2 separate regions of the Homo sapiens genome follow, and region 1 is linked to region 2. A link is an interaction called in ENCODE POLR2A ChIA-PET data of the cell type or tissue named here. Cell type or tissue: PC-9. All regions are shown on one strand.

Region 1 (2,500 bases), 230 kb before region 2:
GGAACACAAAGGAAAAAGAAAAGTAGAGAGGAAGGAGAACTGCATCAGCCTATAGCCAGTGAATCAAAGAAAGATTAAATCCCTGTAAGGTGATGGGAGGGAATGGGAGACAGGATGGTGTCTACAGGGGCACTGAGGAGGAAGGGGAAGGGCTCTGTGATATGCATATGGCCATCTCTGGTTGTGAAAGCAGGAGGGGAGGAAAAAGGAGCATGTTAATTAAGTCCTAGAACATACTAAGGTGGGAAGACTACACAAGCTCCAGAGAATAAAGAAGCAGAGAAGGTAGGGAAGCTGTGGGTCACTGTGGGCAGCCAGAGGATGAGCCTGCCCTCTCTCTAACACAGAACAAGAGCCAGCTTTGTTACATGGATTTATTTTAAATCTAATGTGACCATCCCAATAAAATAGGCATTTCTCCTCTTACCCTATAGATTTTTTTAGAGAAGCTTTAAGGTTTACAGTAAATCTGAGCAGAAAGTACAGGGATTCTCCAAATACTCTCTGCCCCCACACTTGCGTGACTTCCCCACTATCAGGATCCCGCATGAGAGTGGAACATTTTTTTATACTGACCCATCATCCCCACCGAAAGTCCATGGTTTGCATCAGAGTTCACTCCTGGTGTTTCTTTTACCTTCTATGGGTTTGGACCAAAGTATAATGACATGTATCCACCATATACAGAATAGTTTCACTGCCCTAAAAATCCTCTGTGCTATGTCTCTTCATCCCTTCCTGCTAAACCCCTGGCAACCACTGATCTTTTTTACTAAAATAGGCATTTTAGTTTCCCATCTTATAGAAGAGAAGAGGAAACAAAGTTTCAGAGATATTAAATATCTAGTCCAATGTCACAAAAGTTGTGTGCTCTCAAATCCGATTTTACCACCGCACTGATTCCTGAGCTCAAAACTTGCTTTGACAAGTGGTTCTCAAACACTACCCACTAGAACCACCTGGGGATCTTTATTCAGTTGGAGATTCCTAAATTCCACCCAGAGTGATTCAGTAAGTCTGGGATAAGGCCCAAGAATGTGCAATGAGATCCCCAGGTGAGATAAACTCGTTAGAGACCCATGCTGCCAAGGATACATAAGGCTGATATTAGAAAAAGCGTAGGAAGAGAGAATCTTATGGGGAAAACCCACAAAACTAAATAAAGCCCTGAATAAGAATGAAGAAGTGACCCACAGGTGGGTGTGGGCTAAAGAGGAATTCACCCCCACAGACTGGGAGGTCACAAGGCACAGGAAGGGCAGGACCAGGGAAAAACAGCTGTAGGTTTATCAGTTAAGTCCAAGTAGAGAAGTTTGCTGTTCTCAATTTCATTTCTAAGACAAGAGGTTTGAAACCAAAGTGTTGGCTACAAGAAAGAAGAGCAGAATAAAGACGGGCAGACAGTTTGATTACCATGGGCAGGCATGCGCATGTGTGCATGCACACACCCCATTAAGTCCCAAAGGTTGCTTTTTTTTTTTTTTAATGTAATTGAGAGGATACTGCTATTTTATTGTGGGACAAGAAGAGCCTTCTTGCCTCAGCAGGAATACTCCTTGCCTGCAGCCTGCCTATCCACCTACCACAAGAAAATCCAGTGCCTCAATATTCCAAGACCCTCGATCCAGAAAGGACATCACGCTAACTCACCTCCTTGCAGCGCATCCTTCGGCTGGACATCTTGAAATAATATTCACTCAGGCCATCTGGGCTCAGCGGGTCATGAGAGCAAGCCTGAAGCAAGGATCGGACAGACTTCTCTAGTTCGAAGACCAGATACACATACCCTATTCCCAATGAGAGGAAAAATCGCATTAATATCCCTTAGGTGGCCACTCCTCAGCCTTGGCTTTGCAGCAGGGCGTTTCTTCCAAGAAAGAAGGTCTTGTGTATAAGATACATTTTTGTTTTACTCCTGAAAAGTCGTGTTGAGTGGAAGCATTTGCTATGCAGATGCCCTGGGTTGTGGGCCTCCCTCCCACCCTGGTGAAGGAAAGGACTGGCAAGCTGAGACAGAGGATCCCACCATTACCACAGCTCTCTATGCAAGAACACAGAGCATGTTCAGGTCAGCAGAGCCAGGCTTTCCTGGTGGCAGGAAAGATGGCAGGTATTGCTTTAAACACCTACTTAAACCATTAGTTCAGTTCAATGAAGATGGGGCAGGGTGAAAATAGCACCTGCTCCTTTCTACAGGGAAGGGATCTCATTTCAGACCAGTGAGGAATCAGATGCTTGGTCCTCATTCCTGCCAACTCCAAAGGGACTTCAGAATTAGGTCAGGCAACAACGTAACTGGGCAGGACAGGCAGGCAAGGGAAAGCTTTTCAAACGCCTTATTTTGAGAGGAAAGGTGCTGCTTGGGTTCAGGTTTAGAGAGAAGTGTACAAGGAAGGGGTTTCAGAGGCAACTCCCACTGCTGTGTAAGTCTGGACAGATGGAACATTAGCTCAGAAGAAACAGAGGGACATGTTAGGTTGAAGAGAAAGTGCTGACAGAT
Region 2 (2,500 bases):
AAACCAGTTCCATCTTTGCCAAAATCCCTGCAGGGATTACATTATGAAATCTCTATGTTCATGTTGCTTTATGGACATTTATTTTATTTGATTCTCACAAAGCTATCCTCATTTGTAGATAAGGTGTCTTCTAGACTGATTAGATTTGCTCAAGGTCATGAGGGTAGCAGGATTTGAACTGCTATCTGTCTGATTCTAAAATGTGCACACTTTCTGCAACTGGACAGTCTGGGTCCAGGCATAGTGGGGGGATGTTGGGGGTACTCCACAGATCTCAGTTCTTTCTGGTGAAATGAGGGGCTTGTGGAGGAGAGCTGCCCACAGGCTTGCTGACTGAGCCTCACCGTACACGCTCCCTACTAGCCCTGAGATCCTGAGATTCAATACTAGATGCTCCTAGTGACTGCACACCATCATTCCAAAGCCAGTGCTAATTTAATCAGGATTGACACAAAAGCTGAAACTGGAACCGTATAACCAAATGGAACTGAGTCTATTTGGATAACTAAAGTTGAAAAAAGTAAAAAAAGAAATACATACTAGAACAAATGTATTACCTGTCAGCCATAGCCACTGCATCCTAAAAAGGAAAAAGAGAAAATATTAAGTTGATTTTGGAAATAAATTTCTTTTTTCTTTTTCTTTCTTTCTTTTTTTTTTTTTCTTAAATGGAGTCTCACTCTGTCCCCCAGGCTGGAGTGCAATGGCACAATCTCGGCTCACTGCAACCTCCGCCTCCCAGGTTCAAGGGATTCTCCTGCCTCAGCCTCCCAAGTAGCTGAGATTACAGGCACGCACCACCACACCCAGCTAATTTTTGTATTTTTAGTAGAGACAGCGTTTTACCATATTGGCCAGGCTGGTCTCGAACCCCTGACCTTGTGATTTGCCCACCTCGGCCTCCCAAAGTGCTAGGGTTACAGGCATGAGCCACCGTGCCTGGCTGGAAATAAATTTCTTTTACCAACATATTGTTATAAATAGATAGATAGATATAACTATATATGTGATAATACATATTGTCACATCATATATATAAGATAGTTATATAATAATTGATATAACTAAATATATATAATAACATAAACATAGAAGAAAACTTGGAAATTAGGAAAAAGTTAAAAAGCCCAGCTGTATCCCATACCGTAACAAAACCACCCTTATTTCTGTGCATTTTCTTCCATACCACAGTACTGCTTTTCCCCATCAACTTTGTCATGTGCCTGTGGTCCTAGCTCCTTGGGAGGCTGAGGCAGGAGGATCATCTGAGCCCAGGAGTTCAAGGCTGCATTGAGCTATGATCACACCACTCTCCTCCAGCCCAAGCAACAGAGCTAGACCCTGTCTCAAAAGAAAAACCAACAACAAAAAACCCACACTATGTAAGCACTTTCCATGTAGTAAATGGTCTTTTGGGCCATCAGCTTGAACACTTGCATAACAGTTAATTGTGAACAGTTAATGAATGGAAACGCCATCATTTACTTGATGGTTCTTCTCTTGTTGGACATTTTGTTGTTTCCAGCTTTTCACCATCATACATAACAGTGAGAAGCCCACCTTCATGTTTATCACTTTCTCCATGTTCTGCATATGGTGGGCCCACTAGTTCAAGAGGTATGAGCATTGATGGTTCTTGCAGTGCCTGCCAAATTGCTCTCCAGCTTTATTCGCTGGCCCCTCACCCCAGGCACAGCAGAAAGGAGGCATGGTTGGGCTTTGAGGGGCGACTGTACTCTTGGACAATGTGGGGGCCATATTTAGCAACCAGGAAGCTCTGGAGGCTGAAGGCCCCTCCCCCACGCCCTGGACACCACATCTTCCCCCTCCTCCTGTGGCACCTTGTGAAGAAATCTGACTGAGATTGAAATTCCCATAGCCTAGCCATGTAGAGGGTTGGGTCAGATTTAATTTGTTTTCAAGAAAATTAGGAAATGGATTTTTTTTGCATGTCTGAGTTCGTGAAGTAAGATTTTTAATTGCTACACTTGTAACTGGGAAATTTAAGGTGCCTTTTCAGCCTTGACAACTTTCTCCCCAGAGCTCCAAGAGGCCATCTGAGGTGGCTGGAAAACTCTTAGAGCACTCTTGGCCGGGCGCGGTGGCTCACGCCTGTAATCTCAGCACTTTGGGAGGCCGAGGCAGGTGGATCACGAGGTCAGAGGTTCGAGACCAGCCTGACCAACATGGTGAAACCCCGTCTCTACTAAAAAAAAAAATACAAAAATTAGCTGGGCGTGGTGGCGGGTGCCTGTAATCCCAGCTACTCAGGAGGCTGAGGCAGGAGAATTGCTTGAACCCGGGAGGAAGAGGTTGCAGTGAGCCGAGATCGTGCCACTGCACTCCAGCCTGGGCAACAGAGCGAGACTCCATCTCAAAATAATAATAATAATAATAATAATAATAATAATAATAATAAAACTCTTGGCCGGGCATGGTGGCTCACGCCTGTAATCCCAGCACTTCGGGAGGCCAAGGTGGGCGGATCACGAGTTCAGGA

What was found. ChIA-PET counts read pairs that join two places held together with the same protein. Peaks named below come from ENCODE experiments on the same cell type or tissue, not always from the same donor. Only the 100,000 strongest peaks of a DNase experiment are listed, where the experiment ranks them.
Region 1: POLR2A ChIA-PET joins it to region 2 with 11 read pairs; 6 of 35 experiments call an interaction of 5 or more read pairs at or near these places.

Annotation. Positions count from the first base shown.
Region 1 is chr15:82,550,830-82,553,329 of GRCh38, forward strand. It overlaps CPEB1 (cytoplasmic polyadenylation element binding protein 1), which reads right to left. Exons shown (of 13, transcript NM_001365242.1): 9 at 1,651-1,787. Among named protein-coding and RNA genes, the nearest start is that of RPS17, 12 kb to the left of the region's middle. In PC-9, no CTCF peak of the experiment used is centred here; a DNase peak (open chromatin) is centred at 1,052; H3K27me3 peaks cover 1,077 bases.
Region 2 is chr15:82,779,688-82,782,187 of GRCh38, forward strand. It overlaps FSD2 (fibronectin type III and SPRY domain containing 2), which reads right to left. Exons shown (of 13, transcript NM_001007122.4): 5 at 558-580. Among named protein-coding and RNA genes, the nearest start is that of FSD2, 25 kb to the right of the region's middle. In PC-9, no CTCF peak of the experiment used is centred here; no DNase peak of the experiment used is centred here.